2 separate regions of the Homo sapiens genome follow, and region 2 is linked to region 1. Evidence: read pairs that join two places in POLR2A ChIA-PET (ENCODE). Cell type or tissue: GM12878. All regions are shown on one strand. Each heading gives the region's core, and the rest is flanking DNA. Links, peaks and the distances in the headings are about the cores only. Region 1 overlaps LOC107987037 (a long non-coding RNA gene). Region 2 overlaps DENND1A (DENN domain containing 1A).

Region 1 (16,216 bases), core at 3,023-11,022:
TCCTATGATATTCTATTATTAGTTTTCTGAGGAACTGCTGTACTCTTTTCCATGATGGCTACACCATTTCACATTCCCACCAATAGTGCACCAGTGTGCCACATCCTTGCCAACACTTGTTATTTTCTGTTTTGTTTCATTTTGAGTTTTTTTTTTTTTTTTTGATAGTAGCCATTCTAATGGGTGTGAGCCATCCTAGTGGGTCGTTGTGGGTTTTTGTTTTATTTTGTTTTGTTTTGACAGAGTTTCACTCTTGTCACCCAGGCTGGAGTGCAATGGTGCAGCCTCGGTTCACTGCAACCTCTGCCTCCTGGGTTCAAGTGATTCTCCTGTCTCAGCCTCCTGAGTAGCGGGGATTACTGGTGCCTACCACCATGCCCGGCTAATTTTTGTATTTTTAGTAGAGACAGGGTTTCACTATGTTTAACAGGCTGGTCTTGAACTCCTGACCTCAAGTGATCCGCCCACCTCGGCCTCCCAAAGTGTTGGGATTACAAGCATGAGCCACCGCACCCAGGCCCCATTGTAGTTTTGATTTGAATTTCCCTAATAAATCCTACTTATTCTTCAAAGCCCAGTCCAGACGTTACCTCCTTCATATAGTTCTCCCATATCTTCCTGCCCTCATATGATTCCTCTAAGAGTGTGATATATATGTGTGATCATTCTCCTTCTTCCTCTCTTTCTCCTTCTTCCTCCCCTCTTCCTCCTCTTCCTCCCTTTCCTCCCCCTCCTTCTCCTTCTTCCTCCCTTCTCCTTGTTCTTTTTCTTCCTCCCTTTCTCCTCCTCCTCTTCTTTCTCCTCCGCCTTACTCCTCTCCTTTGCTTCTACTGTCTATGGTTTGCATCTCTTTGAAGGTCCTCATGATTTGCATTTTCTCTTGGAGTCATTCTTGACTATGTCTCTCTCCCCCACCAGACTGTCAGCTCTTAGAGGACAGGGATCTTAACTGAGTCACCTCTGGGTCTCCAGAATCCAACAGTGTCTTGCACAGACTGGGTTCCAAGACTATTTTGAGTAATTGAATAAATGAATGGACTGGATACATGCCTGGATGGGTGGTAGGAGAGGGAAGCATGAATGAGTGGGTGGATGGAAGGGTAGATGAATAAGAAGGATGGAAGATAGAAGTGTGAATGGTAAGAGGCTGTCTGGTTCCTCTCTGCCAAATTCTTGCGCCAAAAATGCTCTCCTGTCACTTCCAGACACTGAGAGACTTCATGATTCTGCTTGTGGGAGCTCCAAAAACAGACCCTATGAGGAACTCTCCTGCTTCCTGTTGAACCTTCAAACCGTGCTTTTTTTTTCTCTTCTGATTCACATCCCTTCTCAATGTTGCCAAGTGAGGAGGGAAAGAACACCTGAAAGCCAGCTGTCACTCGTCTTGCCAAGCTGCTCACCCTGCTAAGAGCTTCAGCCATCACCAGGGAGGAGTGTCCTTTCCTTTACATCCACGATTCAACTGTGGCCGAGCTTAGGGGGCTTCCAGGGTCCAGAGGGGTGCTTTTTCCTAGATGGGGTGAAGACACTCGTTAGGTAATAGGTGGCTCCCTCCCTACAGCTTCTCCCTTTCTGCCCTTATTCCTCTCATTCCCTTCATCTTCCTCTGTCTCCTGCTCCTAGCCATCTCCTCTTCCTTTTTTCACTCTTCTTCACTATTTGACTTGGTGAAAAGATTCAAGACTTCGGATTTAGAAAGACTTGAACTTTAAGCCAGCCATGTCTTTGATCAAGTCACTGCACCTCTCTGAGTCCCAGTTTCCCTGTCTGTAAAATGGAGTTAACAGTTCCCAACCATCAGGGTTGTCATGTGAATCAAATGACATCATGTGTTCAAAGCGCCTGGTAGCTATTGCTTTTATCAACACCGTTGTCACCAGCTTTCCTTACAATTTGCAAAATCTTGCAATGTCTGCAAAGAAGAAAAAAAAAAGCTGCACTTCCTATCATGATGCATGCCTTCTATGCATCTACTGTGTTCCTTCTGCCCTTTTCCGGGAGCCCCTCTTCTCTTCTTCATCTTTTTTTTTTAATTGAACCTTTAACCTTATACACATATCTGTTAAATAAAATGCCAGGCATAGGTCCATGTTAGTCTCATCTAAAAAAAAAATGAGTCTTTCAGCTTCCAAATGCTTCATGTCACTTCACTCAACCAACATGGGTTGCCATTGTGAGAACATCATGATCCGTTCTTCTTTCTCAATGGGGTGCAGAAAGAGGGGTCAGCCCAAGTGTAATGTCACGAGGGCCAGGCTTGTGTTGGTCTCTTGTCTCTGCAGCTTCAGTGCCCAAGACAGGGCCTGGCACAGAGGGACTCCTACAAGGATTTGTTGAATGTGAAAAGTGTGGCCATGGGGCTTCAGCACATGCGGTGGGCACCCTGCTTCTCTCTTTAGGCTAACCCCGAGATCACCTGTAGACATTTCCCTGCAAGCAGCGCTTCCTGTATCTCCCCACCTGTGGGAGCTCTCTGGGGATGCTGGCCCACCTTTGAGGAGTTGGGAGTGCTGGAGGGTTATTTCCCCTGAACAGTCCTCAAAAATGAAGGATGAGGCCAGAGGCAGTGGCTCATGCTTGTAATTCCAGCACTTTGGGAGGCCAAGGCAGTAGGATCACTTGAGGCCAGAAATTCAAGACCAGCCTGGGCAACATAGAGAGACCCTCATCTCTACAATAAATAAGTAAGTAAATAAATAAATAAATAAATATTCTGGGTGTGGTGACCTGTGCCTGTAGTCCCAGCTACTTGGGAGGCTGAGGTGGGAGGATTGCTTGAGCCCAGGAGGTTGAGGCTGCAGTGAGCAGTGATCGTGCCGCTGCACTTGCTGGGCAACAAAGTGAGACCCTGTCTCAAAAAGAACAGGAACTGGTGAATAAATACCCCAGCTGCCTTGCTCGTCAGCTGGACACTTTCGAGGCATGTTCTATGCAGTCTCTTGCAGATCCTCAGTGGTCTTAAGCCCTAGTTATCCACAGTGGTCACCCTGAATCACCATATCCTTTGTCAACTTTGTTCCTTTCCCGGTCTCACTTCTCTTTCTCACCATGCTTCCTGGCACCATCTCCCAAATAAATCATTTGAACCCAAATCACTCTCTTGAGGAGTCCAAACTAAGACAAATGACATGAACGTTATGTTTTTTAGCACATGAATCACTCAATGTAGGAAAGTTTATTTGTTTGAGTGGTTAAGAATCAACCCATGGTTCTAGGAGAAAAAGTAGTTATGATGGTTTTTTTTTTTTTTTTTTTTTTTGAGATGGAGTTTCGCTCTTGTCGCCCAGGCTGGAGTGCAATGGCACGATCTCGGCTCACCGCAACCTCAGGCTCCCAGGTTCAAGCAATTCTCTTGCCTCAGCCTCCCGAGTAGCTGGGATTACAGGCATGCACCACCACACCCGGCTAATTTTTTGTATTTTTAGTACAGACAGGGTTTCTCCATGTTGAGGCTGGTCTCGAACTCCTGACCTCAGGTGATCTGCCCACCTCAGACTCCCAAAGTGCTGGGATTACAGGCGTGAGCCACCGTGCCTGGCAGTTATGATGTTTTAACCTGACATTTGTAATCTCTCCACACTCTCTAAACGCACTAGAATTTCCCTGTATATAAGATTTCTAAACCGACCTGACTCCAATTATTAAGCACAACCTGACTCCAATTACTAAACACGTTTCAAATAAATAACACAGGGTGACTTGAAGCAAAGTGTTTTCAACAAGTGATTGCATGAAGACCTGTGCAGATGGTACATCCATTGGGTCACCACAGAATGTCCTGGAGAAGGCAAATTCTATAGTCAGATCAGCCTGGCTCGAATCCCAGTTTTGCTCCTCCCAGTGGGGCCTTGGGTAAAGACATTACACCTCTCTGAGCCTCAGTATCCCTGTCTATTCAGAAAGAATGTAAATAATTTCAACCTCTCCAGGCTGTTGTGATAATCAGAGCAGATAATGGAAGTGAAAGCCTTTTGAAAGCTGCAAAGCAGGATTCCTGCAATTGTTGCAATGATTCTTGAAAGTCAAACCAAAAAGCAGAGAGCAGTGGGGAAGAACATGGGCTTTGGAATCAGGGTTTGCCATCCACTGGTTGGGTGGCTGATGAGAAGTCACTTTGCCTCCCTGAACCTCAGCTTCTCGGTTTATAAAATGGAGATAATTACCCTATTCAGTGGATCTCAAACATTTGGTCTCTGAACCCCTTTATACTTATAAAATTTATTATAGGTCAAAGAGTTTTTATTCATGTTGTATATATTTATTGATATTTACCATATTAACAATTAAAACTAAAAACTTTAAAATATGTATTTATTGACTGGGTGTGGTGACTCACCCCTGTAATCTCAACAATTTAGGAGGCCGAGGTGGGTGGATCACTAGAGGTCAGCAGTTCGAGACCAGACTGGCCAACATGGTGAAACCCCATCTCTACTAAAAATACAAAAATTAGCCAGGTGTGGTGGCGCCTGTAGTCCCAGCTACTCAGGAGGCTGAGGCAGTAGAATTGCTTGAACCGGGGAAGTGGAGTTGCAGTGAGCCAAGATTTCACCACCGCACTCCAGCCTGGGTGACAGAGCAAGACTCTGTCTCAAAAAAAAGAAAAAAAAGTATTTATTCATTGAAAAAGAACAATCCATTACCTGCTAACATAAAAAGCCCAATTCTTATGAAAAACAACATTTTCCAAAACAATAGTTTAGTGAGAAGCGTGGCATTGTTTTACATTTTTGCAAATCTCTCTAATGTTTTGCTTAATAGAAGAAAACTCGATTCTTGTATTTGCTGTGGTGTTCAGTCTGTCGTGATGTGTTGTTTGGATTGAAGTATATGGAAAAAAATCTGGTCTCATGCAAACATGTAGTTGGAAAAGGGAGGAGTATTTTCCTAGCTTTTTAAGACAAATTATGGATATTATGCTTTGATAGTACACCAAAACTTGACAAGTAGTAGCCTTTTCAACGTTAGTTGCAATGTAGACTTTGAATCCTATCAATAAACTTTTCATGATGTTCCATGAAATCCACCTTGCATTCTGAATGAATCTTTTACTTATGCATGATTTTGTAACACCATGAATTGTCATTTGGAAAATACTGGTTTACTGAATTATGCAGATTTTCCAAATATTGACACATCCCAATAGACAATATTTAAAAAATCACACTTGACAATATCTCATCAGTCTTTAAGTATAAAGAAGCTATTAAACTCAGTTTTCTCTTGAAACTTCAAATTTTATTGTTGGCAATGAATACTAATAGTTGATTTCCTTAAAGTGACAGGCTCACTTCTTTGACTTTTGAGAAAATGTCTGCCAAACACCCAAGTCTGATTAACCCAAATTTATCTCTTAATCATGCTTTCAAGTACAAGTGTTGTTGTAGGAAAGAAGTGGGTGGTTCAGCTGTAATTCACATAATCATACAAGTGCTTTTTATTGAGACAACCATTGTATTGAAATTTGCAACAGAAGGGCTTTATATGCTACTTCCCATTTTTTCACACAGTGTAGTAAAAAGAAGTGTCTAGGGTTTAATAATAGTCATAATATTTATCGATTCATCAGGGCATTTTTTAAAAACCACAGTGTTAAAAGTGTGTGGTGGTGAAGGATGCAATGATTGTTAGTGCAGTTTGGTGCCACTGCCTGGATCTGTGTAACTACCATTGTTTGTGCACCAGCAGTGTACATGTCAGACTTCGAAAAAAGCAAATAATTTTTTTCTTTTTCTTCTTTTTTTTCTTTTTCTTTTTTTTTTTTGAGATGGAGTCCTGCCCTGTCACCAGGCTGGAGTGCAATGGCATGAACTTGGCTCACTGCAAGCTCCACCTCCCCAGTTCAAGTGATTCTCCTGCTTCAGCTTCCCGAGCAGCTGGAATTACAGGCATGCACCATCATGCCTGGCTAATTTTTGTATTTTTAGTAAAGACAAGGTTTCACCATGTTGGCCAGGCTGGTCTCGAACTCCTGACCTCAGGTGATCCACCCATCTCAGCCTCCCAAAGTGCTAGGATTACAGGTGTGAGCCAACGTGCCCAGCCTTGCCTATGCTATGCTTTCAATACATCAAAAGTAAAATAAATACGATGTATGTTTTTAATAAGTTAAACATAAGCATCTGAATTTTACATATCCACAAAGCTGGTTTCTATCAGAGTGATTATCAAATAGCAGGAATATGCTAAAGAAGTCAGACAGAATGACAGAGAGTAACGGAACCACAGGGAATCCATTATGCATATTTTGGGCCATTCAAAGCTTTTTTTTTTTTTTTTTTTTGAGACAGAGTCTCCCTCTGTTGCCCCGGCTGGAGTGCAATGGGGTGATCACAGCTCACTGCAACCTCTGCCTGCTGGGTTCAAGTGATTCTCCTCCCTCAGCCTCCCAAGCAGCTGGGATTACAGTGCTCACCACCACACCCGATGAATTTTTGTATTTTTAGTACAGACAGGGTTTCACCATGTTGGCCAGGCTGGTCTCGAACCCATGACCTCAAGTGATCTGCCCACCTCAGCCTCCCAAAGCACTGGGGTTACAGGCGTGAGCCACCGCACCCAGCCTCAAAGCTTTTGTAAACATTAGGAAAGTGCTTCTTGTCTGAGTTTACTTCCAATTCTGCTTTATTGTTAAATCTCATTGTTAACAATATTTCCCAACTCCTTCCTTCCCTCCTCCTTCCTTTTTTGCCAACATCTCTAAGAAAGTTGGATGGCATACAAGTCCTTCATGTGTCATTATGAACATGTTTAATCAGGTTGCTTTTCCAACATCCAAGACAATTGGTCTCAATTAGAGTAAAAGAATTTCTCTGGAGGTTAAGGGAGAAATAAGTTATTTTGAAGCCTTGGGCCCCCGAGAGAGAGAGAGAGCCTGGTGGGTGATTTATGCATCAGAGAGGCAGCAGGACTGGGTGTGATAGTGGGAAGGTGAGGTGGCCCAGAAAGGATGGAGGTAAGATCTTGAAGACAAACTTGGCTGAATTTTATGAATTACTAGAGGTTGGCTTCTAATTAGGCCTGGAACTCAATGCCATGCTGGTGTCATTCTTTCCTTTTGCTTCTCTGGGGACAGCCTGGCCTTCTGGGCCAGGGCCCATTAGTGAGTCACCGTGCAGGGCATTCATTCACTAAACATTCCTTCAGAACCTGTTCTGTTTCAGGTTCTGAGTTGGATGCTGGGAAAACAGACATTGCTCAGCCTCTGTTCCTGCCACTAGTGAGCTCTTGAACTTGTAAAGAGAATCATATCATTAATTTTAACTTACTAGATCAAGGGATGTCCAAGAGAGCCTGTGAGCCCCAGATTAGTGACTCTGTTTCTGAGAGGGACTGATATCAGAGTGGGGTCTTGAAGGATGAATAGGAGTTTGACAGGCAGAGAAATGTCCTTCTAGGCAAAAGCACATGCAAAAGTATATGGAGGTATGAAAGAATATAGCTTACTCAGGGAGAATGAGACATTACAGGATCAGCGGTTAATGGAACAAGATGGGGGACGAGCAAGAAAAGGTATAAAGAGGCAGAATGATGAACAGCCTTAAATGACACTGTTTGGAGTTTGGACAGGGTAGAGAGATCAGCTAGAGAGCAGGGGTCAAACTTGGGCCTAGGTTTGCTGAACTCTCAAGGCGCCAACTTGAAAGAGTGAGAAGTCCCCTTCTCTGACCAGAAGCAACTTACATACTTCCTGGTGGAGTAGAAACCAATTCCAGCATGGGGGAAGCCCCCAGAGCAGCTGTATAGGGCAGGCACATGGTGCTCCTGGATCTGAAAGGAAGGGAAAAGGATGGAACAATTCAGTGCACTTCTAAGTTATCCAAAACAATGTGAGTCATTTAACAAATATTTGTTTCGCTCCTACTGTATGCAAGACAGAGGTTGTCAGTGTGTTCAAGCCAAAGATCAAATACCCATGCCTCAAACCTGGGCTCAGATCCCAGCTCTGCCACTGATTTTCTGCATGGACGTGGGCAAATTGCTTCTCCTTTCTGGGCCGAAGTTTCTCCATTGGTACAATATGGGTGTTAGATTTGAAGATTTTGATCATGATGTCCTGCTCTCATATTCTGCAATTCTGACTTGCTCTGTGATCTTGGGCCAGCCCCTGCCCCTGTCTTGGCCTCAGTTTCCTCATCTGTAAAATGGAAGGTAGGAAGAGATTTAGCTTGAGATACATGGAGCCTGTATCTTGGTCACCCGAGCCTTCCCTACACCCAGCCCAGGGTCCTGAGCTACTCTCCCCACCCCCAGCACACTCTAGCTTCCTCTACATTTCTCATCAAGATGCAACATACTTTAAATAGCATCTGCATGACTGGCTGGTTTTTTCCTTCCCGGAGAAGCTCTCTACAAAGTGTGCCAAGTGGCAGCTGTCAGGGCCGAGGTGGCATTTCCCTCAGTGATGCTGACAGCAGCTGTCCCGGCGCAGGCTGAATGGAATGGAAATGACATCATGTTTATTCAGGAAAGATGTTCCCAGACCCAGATCAGTGTCAGCAAGATGCTGGGATGCTTGAGGAGGGAAAACAGGACCAAGACCAGGCACTGGGTCTCCTCTTCTGGAACACACACTGCGCCATACGCCACCCATCTCACACACATTCCACGCACACATGCTCACACACCCACACCACTCACACAGACGGGCCTCCATATATACCACACCCTCTCGCACACGCACGAAAACACAGATGAACACGTGCCACATGCTATACAGGCTCCCCCCTCCCCCGCACACAATCGCACCACAGGTACATATCAATACACACCACCATGACAGCGCACACATACACCACATGCTCACAGATACACAGACACCTAGAGAGACATAGACAGACAGCTGCATGTCACATATGCATTCAGGTAGGGGTGCAGCTATTGGGGTGGAGGACAAGCTTCGGGACCCCATGCATAGAATCGGATCTTTCTTCTTTCTCCCTGGGTCTGTTTCTTCTCTGAAATGGGTGTTGTGTCATCCAGCCCTAGGCTGTTCCAAAGACTAAACAGTAGAGGCAATATCTTGCTCTCAGAAGACAGTAGGTTTTTAAAAATTTTATTTTTTAATTTTTATTGAGACAGGGTCTTGCTCTGTCTCCCAGGATGGAGTGCAGTGCCACAATCTTGGCTCACTGCAACCTCTGCCTCCGGGCTCAAGCAATCCTCCCACCTCAGCCTCCCAAGTAACTGGGACTACACGTGTGCACCACCAAGTTCGGCTAATTTTCAGATTTTTTTTTTTGGTGGGGTAGAGACAGGGGTCTCACTATATTGCCCAGGCTGGTCTCAAACTCCTAGGCTCAAGCAATTCTCCCACCTTGGCCTCTCGAAGTGCTGGGATTACAGGCATGAGCCACCTTGCCCAGCCAACCCCAGGTCTTGAAGTTAGGTAGGCCTTACCTGGTTGATCCTGCCAGTAGCAAAAACAAAGGAAAAGGAAAAGAAGTTAGGCAGACTTTGAATTGAATCCAGATTCCATAAATCCTAGCTATGACGCTGGGCGTGTTATTTATCACTCTGAGCCTCTGTTTCCACATCATTAAAATGGGATGTTTTGGATACCTATTGCTGCATAACAACCAGCCCCCAAATTTATGCTTTAAAAAAACAGCTATTTTCTATTTCTCATTATACTATGGGTTGGCCAGGTAATAATCCTGCTCCAAGTAGTGTAAGCTGAGGTCCTGGGAGGCGTGGGCTATCCAAAATCGCCTCCCTTACAGAGCTGACAGTTGATGCACCTGGAATCTTTACCTGAGCTATAGGCCAGGGACCTCTGTTTTCTTCCACATGGACCTCTCCACATGGCTGCCTGAGCTTCCTCACAGCATGGTGGCGGGATTCCAAGGAGGGGCATTTCAAGAAGTGAAGGTGGAAGCTGCAGATCTCTTAAGATTTAGCATGGGAATCACAAAATGTCACTTCCAGTGCATTCTATTAGTCAGAGTAAGCCCCAGGGTCAGGCACGTAGTGAAGGCCTAGATTATGGCAGTCATTATTCATAGTCATTATTACTGCAGAGCCAGCGCTGTAATGGAGTCTGGACCAGGGACATCCTGAATTCCCAGTGCTGGGGGTTTACAGTCACTGAGACACTAAAGAATGGATAAGATATGAGGCCAGGTGCGGTGGCTCACGCCTGTAATGCCAGCACTTTGGGAGGCCAAGGTCAGGAGTTTGAGACCAGCCTGGGCAACATGGTGAAACCCCGTCTCTACTAAAAGTGCAAAAATTAGCCTGGTGTGGTGGCATAGGCCTGTAATACCAGCTACTTGGAAGGCTGAGGCAGGAGATTCACTTGAACCCAGGAGGCAGAGGTTGCAGTGAGCTGAGATTGCACCACTGCACTCCAGCCTGGGTGACAGAGCGATACTCCGTCTAAAAAAAAAAAAAGGACAAGGTCTCTGGACTTCTAAAGAGCTCCACCCCAACCAAACAAGCTCCTCCCAGATGGGTTTGGCTCTCCCTACTCTGCCTACCCCCTACCCCACCCTAACTGCTGCACTTAGATTTGCCTGCAGATTCATCCAAAAAGCCAATATGACTTTCCTGTTGTTAAAAAAAGAAGTAATGGCTACCATTTACAGAGCACCTACCATGGGCCAGGCATTTTTCATTTTTTGTATTCTTGGAACCCAACAATGATTCGATGAGTTAGTCTTATTCCCACTTGACAGAGGAGAAATCTGAAGAGAGAGACATCGACCTGCCTAAGGTCACAGTCAGCTGTAGCAGAACACCTGCTTCAGGCTCTCCATCCTGGCACAGGCAGCTCTTAGCCTCCCTGGTTCAACACTCATTCCAAGATGAGTCAACCAGCCCACTTACTGGCGAAGGAGGATGGCAAGAGGCATAGTGTTGGGATTGGGGTTTGCTGGTGGGAACATGGGAGCATCCTTCTTTATCCTTCTTTGGCAAGCAGCTGAGGATGGTATAAAAACACAGAATCTGGGCCAGGCATGGTGGCTCACACCTGTAATCCCAGCACTTTGGGAGGTTGAGGCAGGCAGATCACTTGAGGTCAGGAATTCGAGACCAGCCTGGCCAATATGGTGAAATCTTGTCTCTACTAAAAAAAAAAAAAAAAAAAAACGAAAATTAACCAGGCGTGGTGGTGTGCATATGTAATCCCAGCTACTCGGGAGGCTGAGGCATGAGAATCGCTTGAACCTGGGAGGTGGAGGTTGTGGTGAGCTGAGACTGTACCACTGCACTCCTGTCTGGGCGACACAGCAAGGCTATCTCAAACAACAACAACACTCAGGATCCGGAATCAAAGGGTCCTGGGTTTGAATTCCAGCATTGCTGCCTCTTTAGGAAAGTGACCATTATCTCTTTGAGCCTCAGTGTCCTCGTCTGAAAAATGGGGTTAAGTGGAGCACTTACTTCATGGGCTTGTTCTAAGGATTCCACAAGATCACGTAGGTAAGCACAGAGTTGAGCATGTGGTGGTATGGATTGCATACATGAAACAAGACTAGGAAAACATTGATAGCAGTTGAAGCTGGCATAGGTACATGGTGCGGTCATTAGACCATCCTGTCTACTTTTGTGGGTGTTTAAAGTGTTCTATAATAAAAAATATATATTGGCCTAGCGCAGTGGCTCACACCTGTAATCCCAGAACTTTGGGAGGCTGGGGTGGGAGGAGCCCTTGAGGCCAGGAGTCTGAGACCAGTCTGGGCAACATAAAGAAACCCCGTCTCTACAAAACACAAAAATAAAAAATTAGCCAAGCATGGTGGTGCATGCCTCTGGTCCTAATTGGGAGGCTGAGGTGAGAGGATTGCTTGAGCCCAGGAGGTCAAGGCTGCAGTGAGCTGTGATTGCACCACTGCACTCCAGGCTGGATGACAGACGAGATCCTGTCTCAAAAGCAAACACAATTTGGTAAGGGTTTATCCCAGTGCCTGCCATGAATGTTAACTGTTATTCCAAGAGGAGCCTGGCTGGGTGCAGTGGCTCATGCCTATAATTCCATCACTTTGGGAGGCTGAGGCAAGCAGATCACTTGAGGTCAGGAGTTTGAGACCAGCCTGGCCAGCATGGTGAAACCCCGTCTCTACTAAAAATACAAAAATTAGCCAGGCATGGTGGCTCACATCTGTAATGTAATCCCAGCTATTCGGGAGGCTGAGGCAGGAGAACCACTTGAACCTGGGAGATGGAGGTTGCAGTGATCTGAGACCATGCCACTCCAGCCTGCGTGACAGAGCAAGACTCCATCTCAACAACAACAAAAAAAAAGTGGAGCCTGTTCTTGGGAGGTAGGGGTGGGTGAGGGTGGGAGGAGCTTTCCCAGGAGAGGACCACATCCTGCCCCAGCGTGGGGGAAGGTGGGCGCAGCCACCATAAAGCAAGGATTACTGCCACTCTAAGTCAGGTATGGCCACCCAAAGGATAGGGGTAACTGTTAAAATGACTCACTGACTTGTCCTCTTGGTCCTGTCTCCTCCTGTGCACCCACCTCCCTACTCCTGATAAGGACTCTCTTGTCCCCACCCCTACTTCAGCTGGCCCTGGTTCTCCCCTCTCCATCCATCCCATCACTGAACCACGACCAAGATATTCTAGTTTCATGACCTCTTTTTATTCCCAACTAGCTTTCCTCTTTCTTTTCTTTTAAAAACCAGTTTTATTGAGATAGAATTCACATACTGGCCATTGTATACCTTCTTTGAAGAAATGTCTATCCGGATCCTTTGTCCAGTTTTTTTCTTTTTTCTTTTTTGAGACAGGGTCTCACTCTGTTGTCCAGGCTGGAGTGCAGTGGCTCCATCTCGGCTCACTGCAGCCTCGACCTCCCAGGCTCAAGTGATCCTCTCACCTCAGCCTCCTGAGTAGCTGGGACTATACGTTCGTGCCACCCTGCCTGACTAATTTTTATGTTTTTTGTAGAGGTGGGGTTTTTCTGTGTTTCCCAGGCTGGTCTTTGACTCCTGGGCTCAAGCAGTCTGCCAGCATTGGTCTCCCAAACTGCTGGGATTACAGGCGAGAGCCACTGCACCTGGCCCTTTGCCCAGTTTTTCATTGAGTTATTTGTGTTTTTACTATTGAGTTGTAGAGATTTTTATATATTTTGGATACAAATTTCTTATGAAATATACGATTTACAAATATTTTCTCTCGTTTATAGGTTCAGGCCCTTTTAAATTGAAGTTTGTCTTCCAGATTCCACCCTGACCTCAGCCCTGCTAAATCCTGGCAACTTACCTGGGAGATGCTACTTCCCGACTGTGTGTCCTTGAACAAGTCATTCGATCTCTCTCATCTTCCGTTTTCTCATCTGCAAAGAGTCGGCAATGACTCATTGGGTCATTGTGAGATGTGGCCGTGGTAAGGAATTCAAAGCCATCTTTTAAATGTAGTTCCCAGCAGCCATTAGAATTTAGAACCTACTTTAAATCTATTTAAATTCTGTAAAGGCAGTACCATTTTGCTTTGTGTAAATTGCATGATTTTAAGTTACCTTATACAAAACTACTTTATTTTCATGTAAACTCATTACTATTTAAAATCTGTGAAATGAGGTGCCCACCAGTCACTGCTATTGGAATCCAGGCATTCAGCACTCCCAGGTCAAGATAGACCAGCAGGCCCAGCCTTTGTCTCCCATTGCTCCTGATGCACCACCAAAATAAAAGTGGAGAAGTTAAAAAAGGAATAATTCCCCAGGAACAAATGTGGGGGATGGTGGTTTCACCATCTTTCTCTTGAAACAAGAGATTTCAGCAAATGTGTGAAAGGTAGAAAACAGATGGGAGTGGGCTGCTGATGGAATGGGCCCAGCCTAGAATTCACTCCAGGAGGGTCACAGGGGAGGTGGGAGTAGAGGCCCATGGGGAGATTCTGCCCTAGAACTGCCAGCTTTGGTGGAATGCAGAAGAGAAGGAGGGGCTGAGGACAGGGCATTACCTGCAGGTCTGTACATGGGGTTAGGACTGTCTCTCTAGCCCCATCCATTACCGTGTGTTGAAAGCATCCTGCAGCTTTTACCCCAGGGCTAAAAAGCAGAAAGCTCTTCTCTAAAGAGACTGAGCAAGTTGCCTGGGAAAGCTAAGACTCCTGGTATGCATTTTCATGACTCAAAATGAAGGTCTCCTCTTTCTGGCATTTGGGGGACCTGATATACAGCTGGCTTTTGGCATACTTACCTTAAATGAAGCCTGTCAGTTGCACTGCTCATCCCACCCGACACAGACCACACAGTCAAAATCTTCAGTTGGTGAGAGGCCTAGCAGAAAACTAACCCTGCTTACAAAACAGAAGAAACCCACACCAGATGCCCAGTTCTGTTGTAAATATGAACAGACACTCAAGGAGCTGCAGGTATATGAAGGGAATCCACATCATGAAAGAGAAAGATCAAGCTCAGCAGAAAAATTGACCTGGGAGGAAATAGAACTAATTCAGAGAGCAGAAGATTATATTAGAAAATGTTATGGCCATAAAACAAAGACAGGTTTTCATGAAAAGTGATCAGAAGACAAGAGATAATTCTGAAGGATTAAAACTATGATTGTGGGGAAAAAAAGCTGGAAAGCCTGAAACAAAGTTGAAGATGTCTTCCAGAATATCGGTCACAATGTCAAAGATGAGCTCTACATGGACCATCTTGAGCCCTAGAAAGAGTAAGCAGAAAATGGAGAGGAGGAAATAGTCAAAGAACCAGCAAGAGAATCCCCCAGAGCTGAAAGACAGTCTTTACATAGAAAGGACCCACCAGGTACCCAGCACAATGGATGAGAATACATCTTCACCTGGACACATCTTCATGAAATATCAGGGTAAAGAGGAAATTCTAAAAATGTTCAAAGAGAAAAGAAATCAACCAACGAAGGAATTGAGTCAGACTAGCTCTAGCTATCCCAGCAACACTGTGTTCTAAAAGATGGAGAATGAATACTTGTAACATTCTTAAGGAAAATGATTTTCAACTTAGATTCTTTACCCGTCACCATCAGTCAAAGGTGAGGGAGAGAATATTTTCAAACATGCAATGATATAGAAAATTTACTTTTCATGACCCCCTTTTAATGGCTTATCTGAAGTTGTATTCTAGCAAAATAAAGCAATAAACCAAGAAAGAGGAAGACACAGGATTCAGAAATACTGGGTCCAACCCAAGACCACAATGAGGGAAAGTCCCAGGATGACAGTGAGATTGCAGGGTTAGAAAACAGCCTGTCCAGGAGGGAGTAAGAGAATGGATGGGTCAGAAAGGGAAGTGTCCAAGGAAATGGGAGACATGATTAAGTAGTAGAGTCACAGAAAATTTGAAACATTTGAAGACACAATAAAGTGTAAGAAAGAAAAGATGGCCAGGCACAGTGGCTCACACCTGTAATCCCAGCATTTTGGAAGGCTGAAGTAGGCAGATCACTTGAGGTCAGGTGTTCGAGACCAGGCAACATGGTGAAATCCCATCTCTACTAAAAAATATCAAAATTAGCCAGGTGTGGTGGTGCACACCTGTAATCCCAGCTACTTGGGAGGCTAAGGCAGAACTGCTTGAACCTGGGAGGCAGAGGTTGTGGTGAGCCGAGATCACACCACTGCACTCCAGCCTGGGTGACAGAGCAAGCGAGACTCAGTCTCCAAAATAAAACAGCGTAAGAAGGAAAAGAAAGGCAATTGGAAACTCCAGGAAAAACGAAAGTGTATAAGAAAGTCCAAATACATGGTCCAAATACAAAGCAAACTAAAGTGTGGCAATGTTTTGAGTGTTTGATAAAGCATAAGAAAAGAGGTTCAATTTGACCACAATGCTAGGAAGAGTTTCTTTTCAGTCACTCAGGGGTCCTGACATTTGATTTTAAGAGAAGGAATAGAATCCTAAGGTATTACTTGACTCAGCAATGGTAATATTTAAACAGTCATAATAGCATAAACTTTTGGAGTCAAACTATGGACAAAGCATAGAGGTGTTGGTTGTGGCTGATGATCAGAACATAAGTACTAGTGACCTGCACAATGCAAAAATAAATGCAGTTGACAGGAAGACCAAAGGGTAGGGGTGCAAAAATCCTCACTTTCAAAATGAGGAGTCAAGTTTTTTTTTTTTTTTTTTGAGATGGAGTTTTGCTCTTGTTGCCCAGGCTGGAATGCAATGGTGTGACCTCAGCTCACTGCAACTTCTGCCTCCCAGGTTTCAGGAGTTGTGAACAAGAAACAATGGTTTAAGTAAATCATTTACATATCACTTAAAATTTCGAAA
Region 2 (16,216 bases), core at 4,477-12,476, 440 kb before region 1:
TCCTGAAGCTCTCAATATCCGGCACGCAGTTAGTGCCTTTCCCTGTCTGTGTACCATGCTCCCTTACGGACTTCTGTTGACTTGAACTGTTTGGAGACAATGTCTTTAACTGCATTACACTAGAGAAAGAAATTATTCATGAGGAAAAGGGATCCAAATCGGTCACAAAGACAGTCTGTTTTGGTAATCTATTGAAGACAGATAGTGAGGACGATGATGTGTCTGCGGAAACATTTTCTGAGCTACCATGAGCCAGCTTTTCTACATGGGGTCCTTTCATATGTTATCTTGTTTCATCTTTGTATGATTATGTATTGAACAACTTCCTTTTACAGATGAGTAAACAAAGTCTTAAAGCCAAGTGACTTGCCCAAGATGGTAGGGCTGTCGCCAAAACCTTTGTTTCTTCCTTCTACTAAAGTCTGTTTCACTGAACAGTGAAATTCTCCTCAAAGAACTTCAGACAGTTTAGCGCTGCCTGGCTTGTGCTCCCAAACCACAGTGAGCACAAGTCTTAAGGAATGTGCCAGGGCATGGCTGAAACTTGAAGACCTTGGAGATCTCAATTGTTTTTGTCCCCAGTTTACAATTTGTCTTAGGAAAAAACAAACAAACAAACACGCAACCTTTTGGTGCATTGCTTCCCCCAAACTGAGAAATGTGAAAAGTTACTACCTATTCTCTTGTACTCTTCAGAGTGTCATGACATATAAGAAAACTGGAAATGAAAGGGCCGTGCAATCAGGTGGTCTTAAATCCATGCCACTTAGAAGTTAGTATTTCTATTATTATTATTATTGAGACAGAGTCTCACTCTGTTGCCCGGGATGGAGTGCAGTGGCACAATTATAGCTCACTATAGCCTCAACCTCTCTGGCTCAAATGATCCTACCAACTCAGCCTCCTGAGTAGCTGGGACTACAGATATGTGCCACCATGACTGGCTTTTTTTTTTTTTTTTTTTTTTGTACAGATGGATTCTCACTATTTTGTCCAGGCTGGATGAAGTTAATATTTTTAATGTAGAGTCACCAACTGCATTAACAAGTGACACACCTAACACGCCCAGTCAGATCAGGGCAAAGGAGAAGCAGAGGACAGGGCCAGCCACCTTACCAGCAGTAGTCCAGCAGATGCGGCGGCAGCACGGGGATGTACACGTGCTGCCAGTACATGGGGTAGAGCATCGCCGCAGACCCGTGGATGCAGGCAGTCAGCTGGAACAGAGCAAAGCAGAGATCAATGAACAAATCCAAGGGAGGAGACACCGCCATTTGATTTCAGCAATACAATTCTATAATTCTTCAATATGTTTACATGATAAGCTGAAAAACCTGGAGAAATCATTCTAAGTTAACTCAATCACCCTAATTCAAATTTAGTAAGAGCTTTCTTTTCAAAAAATCTTTTTTTCTGATGATAAAGCTAATATACGAAATAGAAAATTTTTAAAATGGTGAAAGGGATTAAAATAAATGCCACACCATCAGAAGATTTAACATTGTAGGTTATTACACACACAAGCACATATATTCCCCTTTTAAATACAATTAGGATGACTATACAGTATTCTTCTGTGTTTCTTAAAAGTGAACATTATTTGATGCCATTTTCCTTTAAATATTCTTAGAAAAAGATATCTCTTAATGATGCTTTAAAGGCACAAATCCAGAATATTCTTTAAATATTCTTAGAAAAAATATCTTTTAATGATACTCGATGAATTTCCCATGCTATTAATATATTTAGCTACTCTACTACCATTAAGTAATATCATCATACAGGTCAATAATTTGTATCTATAGTTCCTAAATGTAGAATTCAGAGACAAAGGTTATAAACATTTGAAGGCACTTAATAAATACATATCTCATAAGTATGTTAGTATAATGAATAGATGAAGGATGGAGGCTCTTTACACCCCCGACCCCCAGCCATACACCACGATTCTGGCCTCCCTGCCCCTCACCAGCACTACTCCTTGTAGTCAAGTTAGTAGCTTTAAAATTGTACCTATTTTACTTTTATTTTTATTCTGATCAGGACTAAGGTTGAACATTTTGTCATATGTTTCTTCACTATATTTATATAATAGACAAATGGTCTATTCATATTCTTAGCCCACTTTAAAAATGAGTATTAGTAATTTTTACTGGTTTATAAGCAATCACTGATGAAATGCAAAGAATACCCAGCCTTTGTAATGTTTTGAAAATAATTTATCCTTAATTTTCTTTGAATTTCTGGGCAAAGAGAAGGTCTAAATAATTACGTAGACAAATATTTTCTTCCATGATGGTTTCTACTGCTTTTATCCCAAGAAAGTCCTCCAAATTTTCCCCTAGCATTTAACTCTTCAGTCCATCTGGAATTACTTTAGGTTTAAGGACTGAGGTGAGAATTTATTTTTTCCACATAGGTAATCAATTGCTCTGGCACTGTTTACTGACTAATCCTTCCTCTCCACAGTCTTTTGACTTGCCCCTATTTTGTATTCCTTTTTTTTCTTGAGAGCTAGAGACATCATACAATCAGTATTTGATGCAATTAAAAATTTAGGAAACAAAGATACTACAAAGGGATACAATTGCTACAAAATTCAATATAGTGAAAAGAAAGGGAAAAAAAACAACTTTTGGAGATATAGGTATGAAGTGACAAAAGCCAACAACACATATTTCTTTCTGTCTTTTTTTCTTTAATGTTTCTTTGGTTTCAGGGAAGCCTGTTCCCATGAGGACTTTGCTTCTTTTGGAAGCTGTTAACTGGCCTTTGCTGACAGAAGAACATTTACGTGGCGAAAGAGTGACGTGCCAAGGCCCAGTTAAAAGAATCCCAGAGGTTAGTGTAACATGAACAGCTTTAAATTGGATATTCTGCTGATGTTTCACAGTTGTGAGAGCTGTGTGTTAAAGCCAGGGCTGCTACTCCCCACCCCCACCTGCCCTGACTCTTTCCTCCAGACCCTGTTCTTGAGCCAGGTCCATGCCATGAACTGGAACTGATTCAGCAGGCACCCAAGAACAGTTCCCAGTGACCCCGTCAAGGCTCGCAGGTTTAACCCATCCCTTCACATTCTATTTCCATAGGTACCCATATAAAGGAGGGTGATATAGATATATATATCTCACATACAAAAATACACATATATAAAACTAATCCCTTCAGGGCTTCTTAGAGATGAAAAGTCCTTGCTGGTGTTGAGTGAGTGGAGAATGAACCAACTCTGACCTGATTCCACCCTGAAGTCAGGCTGGAGGGTTCCACTGGCCCTGGGTCTCAGCTCTTTCTGCTCATCTTTAACTAGCTGCCAGAGCGCTCCTCCTCAAGTGCAGGTTCCGGCCCATCACTTCCTACTCAGAAGTCTTTGGGGACAAGCCTGGCCCGGATGGCTCCACCAGCCCACGGTCTAGCTTTACAGCAGCCATCTGTAGCCACACTCTGTACCATCTTCTCCAAGTCTGTCCTTGGAATACATCACTTAGATAGAGTCATGTACTCCTTTTCCTCCCATCCCTTTCCACCCGTCCCCCAAACTGGCCTGGATTTGTGCCTCTAGCAAACTCCTCCCTCAGGTCTCTGTGTAAGTACTTCCTCTTCAAAGTCTTCCCTGGTTCCCTGTGCATAGGCACCTATTATAATAATAATAATATTATTATTATTATTGAGACAGGGTCTCACTCTGTCACCCAGGCTGGAGTGCAGTGGCACGATCTCGGCTCACTACAACGTCTGCCTCCCAGGTTCAAGCAATTCTCCTGCCTCAGCCTTCTGAGTAGCTGTGACTACAGGTGTGTGCCACCATGCCCGGCTAATTTTTGTATATTTTGTAGAGACGGGGTTTCGCCATGTTGGCCAGGCTGGTCTCAAACTCCTGACCTCAAGTGACCCACCCACCTCGGCCTCCCAAAGTCTTGGGATTACAGGCGTGAGCCACTGCACCCAGCCCATAGGCACCCATTATTAACTGGACCATAACTGGCTGCATGTTTGTTTCCTGACTGTAAAGTACAGGAAGATCCTGTCCTCACCTCCATGTTCTCAGTGGCCCAGAACACACAACACACACACGTGCACTAGTTAATGGGATGTGTCCTGAATAAATAAAATATGATTTTTACTTAGAATATACTCACAGTACAAAGACAGTTTAGTAACTTGGCTTTTAACAGAAGTGTATCAACATTCCCATGAGTCTCACAGAGTAAGGTACATGACTCAAAGTCTAAAACAGTTTGGGTGCGGTGGCTCACGCCTGTGATCCCAGCTCTTTGGGAGGCTGAGGTGGGCGGATCACTTGAGATCAGGAGTTCAAGACCAGCCTGGCCAACATGGCAAAACCCCATCTCTACTAAAAATACAGAAAAATAGCCAGGCATGGTGGCACATGCCTGTAGTCCCAGCTACTCGGGAGGCTGAGGCAGGAGAATTGCTTGAACCCAGGAGGCAGAGGTTGCAGTGGGCTGAGATCACACCACTACACTCCAGCCTAGGCAACAGAGCAAGACTCTGTCCCCCCAAAAAAGAAAGAAAGGAAAAAATGTCTAAAACAAAAACAGCAAGCTTAGACACACAAGCATGGCACTTTTGGAAAACCAAGTCATTCATTCATCCATTCGCCCATTCATTCAATCATATGCCTACTCTCTAACTCCACAACATATAAATAAATAAATAAAAGCACTTCAAAATCTACAAGGTCCCATACAAATGAAGGTAACATCATCACATGAATTAATTTGTGATTCTCTTTGAAAAAGTCATTTAATAGAATGAACCTGGTTAAGACAGAACTTGATTATGTGACTCTTTTTAGGTTAAACTGGTTTGGGTCAAAAGCCTATTTAAACATAAAGTAGCAGAGATCTCATCTTCAGATAATGTTCTTTTCATGTCTTTTTAACCTCAAAAGCAAACCCACCAACCTCAATGCCAAGATTTTAAAATTACTTATCCTTCACAAAAAAACAAAAAATCAAGCTTTTAAGGTGTTTGCTCATTTCATTAGTGGGTTTTCTAAGGGCCAAATTTCTGCAATCGGGGTAAAATGCATTACTCATTTGATTAAGAAAACAAACAAACAAAACGGAATTATTTGGCTCTTTTCCAAAATACTAAATGACATAAACTATGTGCATCATTACTTAAGGACAGTCAGTTGATTACAAGACTTACTATATATCTATACTCAATCAGAAATAATGCACTCTGTTCTATAAAGTATCACTTGCCACTTATTTTTAAAATAACTCTAAACTCTGTTTCTAAAAATAAAAGTCCTAAAGGCCTATGTTCATTCCTTACAGAATACAAACTTTAAAAGTAATGAAAGTATGTAATTTGGAGTGTAGTCAACAAAGGGATATTGTAAATATATAATTGAAGTGCAAGTTGAAGGAAATGATTCTATCAAAATCTCACTCAGTGAGAGAATGGAAAGATAGTATGTGTAAAATTTGCCCAAAGTCATTAGTCACAATGAATATTCATCAGAAGCCAATTATCAATCTCATTTAATGACACCCCAAAAGATTTTGCCCTGAAGCAGCTGAATAGCCTAAGACTCCAGACAAAACTAGACAAATTATACAGCCAACAGCCAGTCTAGCCAGGACACAGACTGTACAGTAAACCACTGGTGGATTTTTGGATGCACTTTAGCAAATTCTGTCCTCAATTAAAGGTGCACAAGGTCATTTATATCTCAGAGCTTTCTCTATGGCTCCATTAGTTTTCTCTGAGGCAAAGGGAGACGAGGAGAAGGCAGTGGGAGTAGGACATGAACGGAGAGTGATCAATGACGGAGTGGGAAAAATCACAAGGACACATTTTTTTTTTCAGTCATTTCTCAGAGATAAAGCCCAGATTGTCACAATCTTAGATACCAATGCCTCCGCTGAATCCTAATAGCAGCTCTGCAACTTGACGTGAAATAAAAATAAGAATGCCCCCTCCAAAGACAAAACCACAATATGTGTAGGTACCATGTTGGGGTTTAGACCCTTGCAAAGTATTGTTTTAAAGGAAAGAGTGCGTGTGTGTTGATACACATATACACTCATCACCACATTTCACAGATTAGGAAACAGTTTCAGAGGTGAAATAACTTGCCCAAGGCCACATCGACAGTAAGTGACAGAACTGGGACTCACATCCAGGTCTGTCAGAATATAATGGCCACTGTGTTTCCACAATGCATAATAAACTCAAAAAGTATTCGAGTGTATACCCTGTGCCTTCCACAGTGTGGAGGACTCTGAAATAGATGAGGTAACAATACCTGCTGACATTGTTAAATGACACAGATATGCATTTGCCTTGCTGCTAGATGTCCAAATGTCTCGGACAAAATACCAATGACAGAAAATAATCATTTTTAAAACAAACACAGATCTGATCATTTCCTGGGGATTAGTTACATTTAACTAAGGTGTTGTAGTGTCTTTAACCCACAGGAAATTCTAGACAATGAAGTAATTATTATTAGTCAAAGAGAAAGGTTTACATTCCTTTTTGAGTACATACATCTGACAGGCTGGCTTGAAAGTGTTGGAAAGTCTTGCTTTTTGTCGTGTTCCCTTTCACATACTTGCTCCGAGTCTTCTGCTAACTTTTTGACCTGGGCAAGCCACTTCCTTTCCTAGGTCTCAATTTGTCCTGTATGTAAAATAAGAGACTAGGCTACAAGATTTCTGTGTTCCTTTCCAGCTTTGACAACTCACAATTCTAGAGGAATTGCTATCCTTTGAAGTGAAGAAGGCTCCTCCTCTACCCCAGTTTACCTTCTTCACCTGTACTAAGCCGAAGCAAATCAGGGTCTGTCTTTAAGCTGGTCTTGCTTTCTCAGCTCTGCAGCTCCAGGGCCCAGCTGGAATTCATGAGCTATGTAGGAACCACCACTTTTAGGTCACCCCATCTCCATCACCTGACCAGGGCACAGCTGTCTTCCTTACTTGGCCCCTGATACTCTGAAGAACTCAGATGTAGATGACCCCAGGTGACCAGGAACACGACGGCTATGGATTTGAGCTGTTCAAGGACCAAGACCACATCTGATTCCTCTTTTTTTTTTTTTGAGATGGAGTCTCGCTCTGTCACCCAGACTGGAGTGCAGTGGTGGGACCTCGGCTCACTGCAACCTCTGCCTCCCACGTTCAAGTGATTCTCCTGCCTCAGCCTCCTGAGTAGCTGGGATTACAGGCACCTGCTACCACGCCCAATTAATGTTTGTATTTTTAGCAAAGACAGGGTTTCGCCAAATTGGCCAGGCTGGTCTCGAACTCCCGAGCTCAGGTGATCCGCCCTCCTCGGCCTCCCAAATATTCCTCTTCTTACCTCCTACTATGTTTGACACAGAGTCGGTGCTGAGTAAATGTTTGGGGAATGGAGAATGCCTCCAGATTCACACCATGAGGAAGAATAGGCAAGATTACCAGACTTTTTTTTTTTTTTTTTTTTGAGACAGAGTTTCACTCTTGTTGCCCAGGCTGGAGTGCAATGGCGCAATCTCAGCTCACCACAACCTCTGCCTGCCAGGTTCAACTCTCCTGCCTCAGCCTCCCGAGTCGCTGGGATTACAGGCATGCGCCACCATGCCCAGCTAATTTTGTATTTTTAATAGAGATGGGGTTTCTCCATGTTGGTCAGGCTGGTCTCGAACTCCTGACCTCATGTGATCCGCCCGCCTCCAAAAGTGCCTGGATTATAGGCGTGAGCCACCGCGCCCGGCCCCAGACATTTAACAAATTGCAATTGCCTAATAGATCACAACTAGAGGCTGTACAGTTTTGAAAAAGTATTAAGATTCCAAGCTCTAAAAGCTGGCAGAGGAAGACAATCAGATGGTCACAGTCATTCTTTCCATCCTAGAATTCAGAATGTTAAATAATCAAACCAACACCTGCTTCACAGGGTTAGAGGCATTTGGATTTCCCCTCTGAACATAAACGCAAAGAAATGAATAAAATGATAAATACAGAAAGGATACCAGATTACTGACTTTAAAGGGAGGTCATTCTTAAGTTTGTTCATTTTGACCAGGGATCATCTTATTTAGAGCAGCTGTAGAAAATGCTGTGTGTCTTGGGAAGTTGTTCCCTTTCTCAGTTTGAGAACTTGATTCTTTTATTTAATTATAAACCATCTTCGTAGTATCATGGTGCCATGATTCAAACACTGCTGTGGTTTTTGTTTTGATTATAATTTATTCTTAAATGACAAATCCTCTCTAAAATCATCAAAACGTTTTAAGCAAAATCTGCAGGGACTCTGTGAAGTCAACCTATTTCAACCCTTCCATGGCTGTGAGAAAAACCTTTAATTATAAAGGGTTCAGCTATGTTCAAATTGTAGTTACTGTATTTAGTGGGGGATGAATAGGCTTTCAAGAAACTATCAAAGATACTCTAGCAGAAAGGCAACTTAGAACATCTCAGAAATCAAAGAACCTTCAGCTACTCTAGACAGATGCCGGACATGTGAGTAGAAGGAAAGAGCAAACAGTGTCTTGCTTTTCTTAGCAGCTGAAATGCAGGGCTGCTTTTCAGGGGGTAATGGCAACAATCGTTCTTCCAGTAGTTTCATTTTCAGCTGGGTGGAACTCATCTTACTTTTTTCCTTCTCCATTATCTTTTGGGAAAGGGAAGGAATAAACACACACACACACACACACACGCACACACACACACACACGCGCACACACACACACACACACACCAAAAAAACCACCCAACAAGGAGTGAAGGAAAGCGTCTTCCCCCAACAGCAATATCACCTAGTCAGGAGGAAGCTTACACAGGCAATCAACCGCCTGCTTAATCACTTCTCTCCATTTTTTTTTAAAGCTATCTACTAGAGTAATTAGAGTAAGTTATTAACCGGGGCAACAAGCTTTCATGCCAAGATTTGACACTTTAAAACATCAAAGCAACTAAAACTGCCAGAGAAAAGCTTTAGCTACCAAAGCAGAAGCAGAAAACCATGGTGTGGTAAACCACACTGTAAATAAGCCCACAGCACCATGAGTGAGGAAAGAGCTTTCTTTCCTCTTTAAGATGAAAAAGAAAAAGGCAGGGTTACATGGGGGACTGATAACAATGTATTCAATACAGGGACAGCCAATGTGCCACCACTCCTCCAAGCCATATCTGTGACAGACATTACTAACTGATCACAGAGTCGGGATGTGGCCCACAATCCTTCCTCACATGCACTTTTGTTGTTGTTGTTATACAGAATCTCGTTCTGCCACCCAGGCTGGCGTTGCAGTGGTGCAATCTTGGCTCACTGCAACCTCTGCCTCCTGGGTTCAAGTGATTCTCCTGCCTCAGCCTCCCGAGTAGCTGGGTGAATGCCACCACGCCCAGCTAATTTTTGTGTTTTTAGTAGAGACGGAGTTTCACCATGTTGGCCAGGCTGGTCTCGATCTCCTGACCTCACACTTGAGGTCACCTCAGCCTCCCACAGTGCTGAGATTACAGGTGTGAGCTACCATGCCCAGCCTCACATGCACCTTTGATCAATGGATCAAAGTGGGCACTCAAGAAGAAATCGATTTGCCACCTCAAATCTAGTCTAAGTGGATATTTCTATTTCTTTGACAATATAAATCATAATTTATGTTTAGCTAATGGATCTATACTATTGCTTTAATAAAGAATCATACTTTTAAAAAGAAAGCATAACTGAACATGGAATCGTGAGTACCTATCTGTCAGGTACCCACACATGAAGAAACTAAGGAACCTTCAGGTGGTGAGTTACTAAATTTGCATGAGTAGTAAAAAAAAAAAAAAAAAAAAAAAAAAAGAAAGAAAGAAAAAAAAAGAAAAAGAAAAAGAAAAAGGACTGTTCCCTGTAGTTTTCTTTGGCAAATTTAACCTTAGAAAGTGACTGTAGGCCGCAGGTGGTAGCTCATGCCTGTAATACCAGCACTTACGGAGGCCAAGGCAGGCGGATCACTTCAGGTCAGGAGTTCGAGACCAGCCTGGCCAACAGAGTGAAACCTTTTCTCTACCAAAAAATACAAAAATTAGCTGGGTGTGGTGACAGGCGCCTGTAGTCCCAGCTACTTGGGAGGCTGAGGCACGAGTATCAGTTGAACCCGAGAGGCAGATGTTGCAGTGAGCAAAGATAACCCCACTATACTCCAGCCTGGGCAACAGAATGAGCCTCCGTATCCCCCCAACCCCCTACCAAAAAAAAAAAAAAAAAAACCTCAGAAGAAAGATTCAAGCTATAAAACAGCCACACTCACGCCTGTAATCCCCAGCACTTTGGGAGGCTGAGGTGGGCAGATCACCTGAGGTTGGGAGTTCAAGACTAGCCTGACCAACATGGAAAAACCCCGTCTCTACTAAAAATACAAAATTAGCCAGGCATGGTGCCACATGCCTGTAATCTCGGCTACTCGGGAGGCTGAGGCAGAAGAATCACTTGAACCCGGGAGGTAGAGGTTGTGGTGAGCCAAGATCTCGCCACTGCACTCTAGCCTGGGCAACAAGAACGAAACTCCATCTCAAAAAAAAAAAAAAAAAAAACAAAAACAAAAAACAGCCACCACCATGACCACTGAATTCACATTACTATCTGCCAATCACTGAGAACAGTGCTTCACATATATTTAACTCACTTAATTTTCACAACAGCCCTATAAGGTAGGTAGCATTATTGTCCCCATTTTATAGATGAGGAAACTGAGGCTCCTGGGTGTTGAGGAACCTGTATAAGGTCACAGCTATTGGCAGAACTAGGATATGAACCTAGGGAAGTTGAGCTCTGGATTCTGTGCTCTTAGCCCCCATGAAACTGCTTCTGTGCTCTGATCTATATTAATCCCACAATTACTGAGTATCCACTATGTGCACACACCATGCCCTCAAGCAATTTAAAATAGAGAGAGAAAGATCAAAATGCAAACAATCAACTTCCACACAAAAGCATTATGAAAGAGATGCTATAATAGAGGTTCAAGTGTGTTAGCATATAAAGAAAGAATCATTAATTCTGCCTGGGGCAAGAATCAGGCCTGCTTCACAGAGACAGAGACATCAGAGCCCTGAAGGTTGAAGACAGAGAAGCTGCTAGTCCTCCTCCCAGCTACAGGCCAGTCAGGGGGTAAGGGTGGGTCAAGAGAACACAGCAGCTTCTTAGGCCACTCAAGCTCTGTGAGGACTTGAATGAGAAATGACCATTTATTCAATGACTAAATGACTAGGGAGAAGTGGTCCGTACGCAAAACCTCTTGGGAGTTGCCGTGACTATTCTGTTTTGCTTGGATTCACTCCCTATCTGCTATTACGACGATCCTAATATTCAGAAGTCTCCTAGGATCTTTATCGCTCTCCTTGTTTCTGAGAGTCAAATCGGGGTTTATGGCCTGCAAGGATGAGATTCAGCCTCAGGTAACATTTACAGAGTGAATAGTGCGCCCAGTGCTGGGCTCTGTGCTTTCATATCTGGATGGTCACCGGATCTTTTTAACCACCTTGAGGTAGGTGTGAATACTATCCCCATTTTCACAGAAGAGGACAGAGGGACTCCAAGAGGTCAAGTAACTTGCCCAAGGCCATATGGCTAGAAAGTGGCACATGGTGGATTAAGTACAAGGCGGAGGCAGAAGTGGAACAAAGCCATCCTGACTTGCAGTCTGATACTCTCTCCTCCACTCCTGCTGTCTTTTTTCTTGGGAAAAGATACCTCCAGCAGGGCTGTCTGACACATCTAGCTGGTAGACTCTGAAGCTATCAAGGTAGCAGAAAAGAACAAATGTGAATGTGCTCCGTGTCTGCACTTACCGATGATTTCATGGTCTAACCTCATATCACACTACCTTGGTTCACCAAAGTGACCACACTTTCAGTCTGCAGAAACAACACAGGAAATTATGAGTCCTTGCTCCCAGTGTCATAAGCACCTAGTAGGCGCTCAAAATTTCTTTTATGACAGCCATGTCTGCCAAAGTGGGTGCAGGGCTTTTTAAGTAGATTAAGATGTCAATGACTTAAATATTATCCTTTAAAATTCTGATTCTTTAAAATTCTGATTCATAAGAGTCATATGAGAAGCTATCAGTCCTGCAATCTAAGGAAGACACAATTTATTTCATGACTTGACCGCATTACTAAAATAATAAAATTTTCTGCCATGGCAGAAATCGGATGAATTTAATGAAATGGCAAAAAAAAAAAAAAAAAAAGAAACATCACCTGTTTACACACATGCACCCCAAATTACACCGGTGGACTGCACTGGTATTCCGTAAAATTACTGAGAGCCTGAACAGATTATACTCAGCTATGGTCCTTTTCTAGACTAGCCAAGGCCCCAGTCAAAGCTCTCCCAAAGAGAATATGGAAACAAAGAGCTTTTTAAGTGCCAGTCGGTACGCATAAACATCTTCTAAATGAACTTGATCAGTCTCTATTATGTCGTCTCAACATGAAAATGAGTCTAACGATGCAAAATAACAGCCACCAAAGAATAAATATTGTTTTTGTCTTAGAGAACTGTCTATTCACTGGTTCCAAATCAGGCTGTGTATCAATCATCCGGGGAACCTCAAAAAATACACATTCCATGGTTCCATACTAGACTTTGTGAACCAGAATGTCTGGAGATGGTGCCCAAGAACCTGCATTTTAACAAGTTTTCTGGGTGGTTCTAACATAATGCTAATCCATGGATCAGAACTGGGGAATCACTGACAATCTGAATCCTGTGCCTCATCCAAAGTGCTTGATGTTTGTTGAAGCAATGGGAGAAGAGGCAGGAGAGGAAGGTAAGAGCTAGCAGAGAGACCATGGCTGGTTGAAGTCACATCAAAGTGTCACAAATGAACCTGTTGATACTCTGTATTACAGAGTCTCTATGGTATCTCAAGGTTCTTCATTCCAATTAGAGTTTAACATGAATAAGAGAAAACCAATTCACACATAATTAAATGAAGAATATAGTTCAACAAGCAATTAATTATCTATACATTTTAAAGCCAGAGAATGCCCGTATAAGTAAAACCCACCAATCTTCTCTCCTACTTTCTGTCCATGGAAGTTCCTTTATTTTTTAACAGTTTTAAATATTCTCTGGACCACAATAAAATTGTATATAACGGAGATTAGAGAGGCTGTGCTGCTTGGAAGTTTGGCTGCAAAGCCTCTATTCCATGCCACTTCATTATAATTTCTTAAGGATTTCCCTCTTCACCAAAAGGATTAGTTTTCTTCTCACTTCTTTGAATACTCTTCTCAGGTTGTTAGTGTGAACTAGGTTACTCTCTCTCCTTTTTAACATATAAAAGATAAACACAATGTTCGATTTATTTTATTTTTTAAATAGAACACTAAATTTAGTCTTAGAATTCTCTGTTTGGTAAGTTTCCAGTTACAAGGTCTTGGCTTCCCTTGAGCACAGTTTGAAACAAAATAATGCAGTTTGTTCCTACGGCTGGAACATGCAGAGTGGAGTGTGCAGGCAAAGAGGCCTTGGCTCTGCTCCAGGATTTCAAAGCTCCTTCAACTGCCACTCTCATCTCTGCTTCAAGGGCGGCAGATAAGCAAACAGGATTAGTGTTTTCTAGTCCAGAAGAGCTAGGAAAGCTTTGCACACATCATTCAGGTGCTCAGCTCATCACACAGGCTGGCGTCAACATGACAAGGTGGCGTTCGTCAGGAAAGTAGCAAAAACGAAGCCAAATCTGAAAAGCTGCCCAGTCCACAAACTGGCCCTTTCTTAGGGCTCAAGACCAGATGGTACTCAGACAATGGATGCTGTCGGTGGGAGTGGTGGAACAGGACTGGGGCAAGGCTGGAAAAGTCTCCATGTTCCACTCGAATACTGAAACATCTCCTAAGGACCAGACTGTGTGCTGGTGGGGAGATGGAAGTATCACCCACCACTCCTCAGGCCACAGGGTACCCGGTCCTGCCCAGCTCCCACATGCCTGGGGACTAATTTTTGTTGACGCAGTTAGGAAGAAACTGACAGAGAGAGGGTGCCAGTTTATTTTTTTTGTCTTCCTTCAATGAGATACCATCAGAAAAGTAATAATGGTTTTCGGTTATGGGTGTAGAGGCTAATTAGGTCGTGGTCTTGCCACCATACAATATTTCCTTCTGAAAAGCATCCGCTGGGTAAAACAAATAGATGTTTCTCAGGAAAGTAAATATGCCTTTGTCATTATTTAACTGGATATTCTTAGTTGTCCAAATTTCTTTCAGTATCCCTAAATTATAAAGGGGGTGATTAGGACCAAGATACACTGCTCGAAGGAACTGCAACATATGAACCCTGGAAGGTTCTTTATTCTTTATTATATAGGACAAAGATACATAGCTGCAATATATGAACCCTGAAACCACAGTGAGTTACAGAAGATACGCCCCAGGGCTCCACCAAGGCCGCACTCATGGTAGGAATAGGGTGCAGGAGCTGCTGGGAGACAGCCAAGTCTAAGAAGGCATGGGCAGACGGAATGGAATCTGAAGTGTTTAAGGAAATGGAGCTGTGGCTAACAGACTGGGTGTGTCAATGGGAATTCACAGATCTGCCTCCTGTTTCCTGGTGCCTAGAGTAGTGTCAGGCGCACAGACAGGGCTTGCCGAATCTGAAGTAAAAAGCTTAGGTGTGCGTTCAAAGGTGACGACGACCAGGCAGAGGTTCTTTATATTATTTTAGATCCATGGCCAACAGGGTCATGCTAAGAATATTTCTCTAAGTACAAGTGTCACAGGGAATTCATGACAATGAAGAGTTACCAAGAAGGAAGTATGAGGCAGCAAGGATGCTGGCCTGGTTTTAATTCCATCTCTGCTGCTCATCTTAGACAAGGCACATCAACTTTCGGGGGTGCTAACATTCCCATCTGCAAAGGGAGAAGAAAACCCACAAGCTCCTAGGGTTGCTGCAAGAACGAATGAAAAAAATGATCACATACATGATTAGCATAGTGCCTGTCATATAGGAAATGGATGGCTCAAAAGGTTAACTTAAAAGAACTTTAAAAGGGTGGGGGAGAACGGCGGGGCTCCCATATAAAGTACTGAGGACGAATCTACTTAAGGATATTCTTACACATTTATTCTGTGAATGCTCTTTAGTGGTCTTGGAGCTTTACAAGCTACAAAAAAAAAAAAAAAAAAAAAAAACCTCTAAGTACTATACAATCAGGTCTTATTTTTCACCCAAACCAACAGCACCTAGCTCCACTAGTTACCTTATCCACCAGATTTGGCTCAGGGTATCTTTTTGGCTCTTTACAAGAATTTTCAAATTCCTTTAGTGGGGTGGCTATTCCTAACAACATGCCTCTGGCTCCTGTGACAGTTCCCGCACAAGGGACTGGAAAATGGTGTTAAGTAATGGCACCCAATAGACATAACCTGGTTCCCAGGCATGCACTTCGAAGGGGCTACGATTAGTTTGTGTGTAATCCCTTGATGTTTCTCCCTTTCCAGAAGCCAAAGCCTCCTTCCCCTGACACTGCATCATAACGACCTATATTCATGGCCACCTCTCCTATTGACTAGGACATGACCTTGGGCAAGTTATTCCGCCTTTCCAAATGGACTGGCTGTTCTGTAAAATGGGAATAATATCTATCTTCTAGGAATGCTGATGGAATTGTATTATCTCTATTAAGATCTTTGACCTACTTGCTCTCCATAGAGTTCCAAAAAGCAGTATGAATTAAGCTCAGATATGAAAATATGGAAGAAAAATGGGGCCTTTGTGCTACAGGGAATCACACTGAAGTATTTACATTAGAGAACAAGATTTAGTTAAGCCTTCCCTATTTATCATTTATAAAGGAAAACAATCAATATACATTAACTGAGCAAAGAGAACAAAAACTTACATTTTTCTTATACAGAATATCACAATGTTATTGACCGAGAAACCCCGAAATGCATATTACCTGCCTCTGAACTAAATATTGTTGAGTTTGTCTCTATTGACACAGCCATTTTTATAGAAGACAGCACTCGAGTGCTAGACAGCTTTTATCTTTCATGTGCTTGGTGGCTCTGAGGAGCATTAAGCCTCCATCTTATCAAACACAATTGAGAAGAATGTGGTTTGTCAAGTATTGCAGGCCACATCAGGATCTGTCAAGAGAGGTTCCTCAAAAAATCTCAGGCTGAGATGGCCTTTGCATATCCCCCTCCGCACCAGCCCCCATCTAAAAGATAATAAAAAGCCACTCTTAAGGAAATAAAAG

Evidence for each region. Peaks named below come from ENCODE experiments on the same cell type or tissue, not always from the same donor. Only the 100,000 strongest peaks of a DNase experiment are listed, where the experiment ranks them.
Region 2: POLR2A ChIA-PET joins it to region 1 with 11 read pairs; 4 of 35 experiments call an interaction of 5 or more read pairs at or near these places.

Annotation. Positions count from the first base shown.
Region 1 is chr9:124,071,014-124,087,229 of GRCh38, forward strand. It overlaps LOC107987037 (a long non-coding RNA gene), which reads left to right. Exons shown (of 3, transcript XR_001746580.2): 3 at 13,171-13,349. Among named protein-coding and RNA genes, the nearest start is that of LHX2, 67 kb to the left of the region's middle. RefSeq lists enhancers at 7,471-8,670, 7,677-7,971 and a silencer at 7,677-7,971. In GM12878, for the core only: no CTCF peak of the experiment used is centred there; no DNase peak of the experiment used is centred there.
Region 2 is chr9:123,629,260-123,645,475 of GRCh38, forward strand. DENND1A (DENN domain containing 1A) reads right to left here. Exons shown (of 24, transcript NM_001352964.2): 10 at 1,117-1,217. Among named protein-coding and RNA genes, the nearest start is that of MIR7150, 150 kb to the left of the region's middle. In GM12878, for the core only: no CTCF peak of the experiment used is centred there; DNase peaks (open chromatin) are centred at 8,972 and 11,782.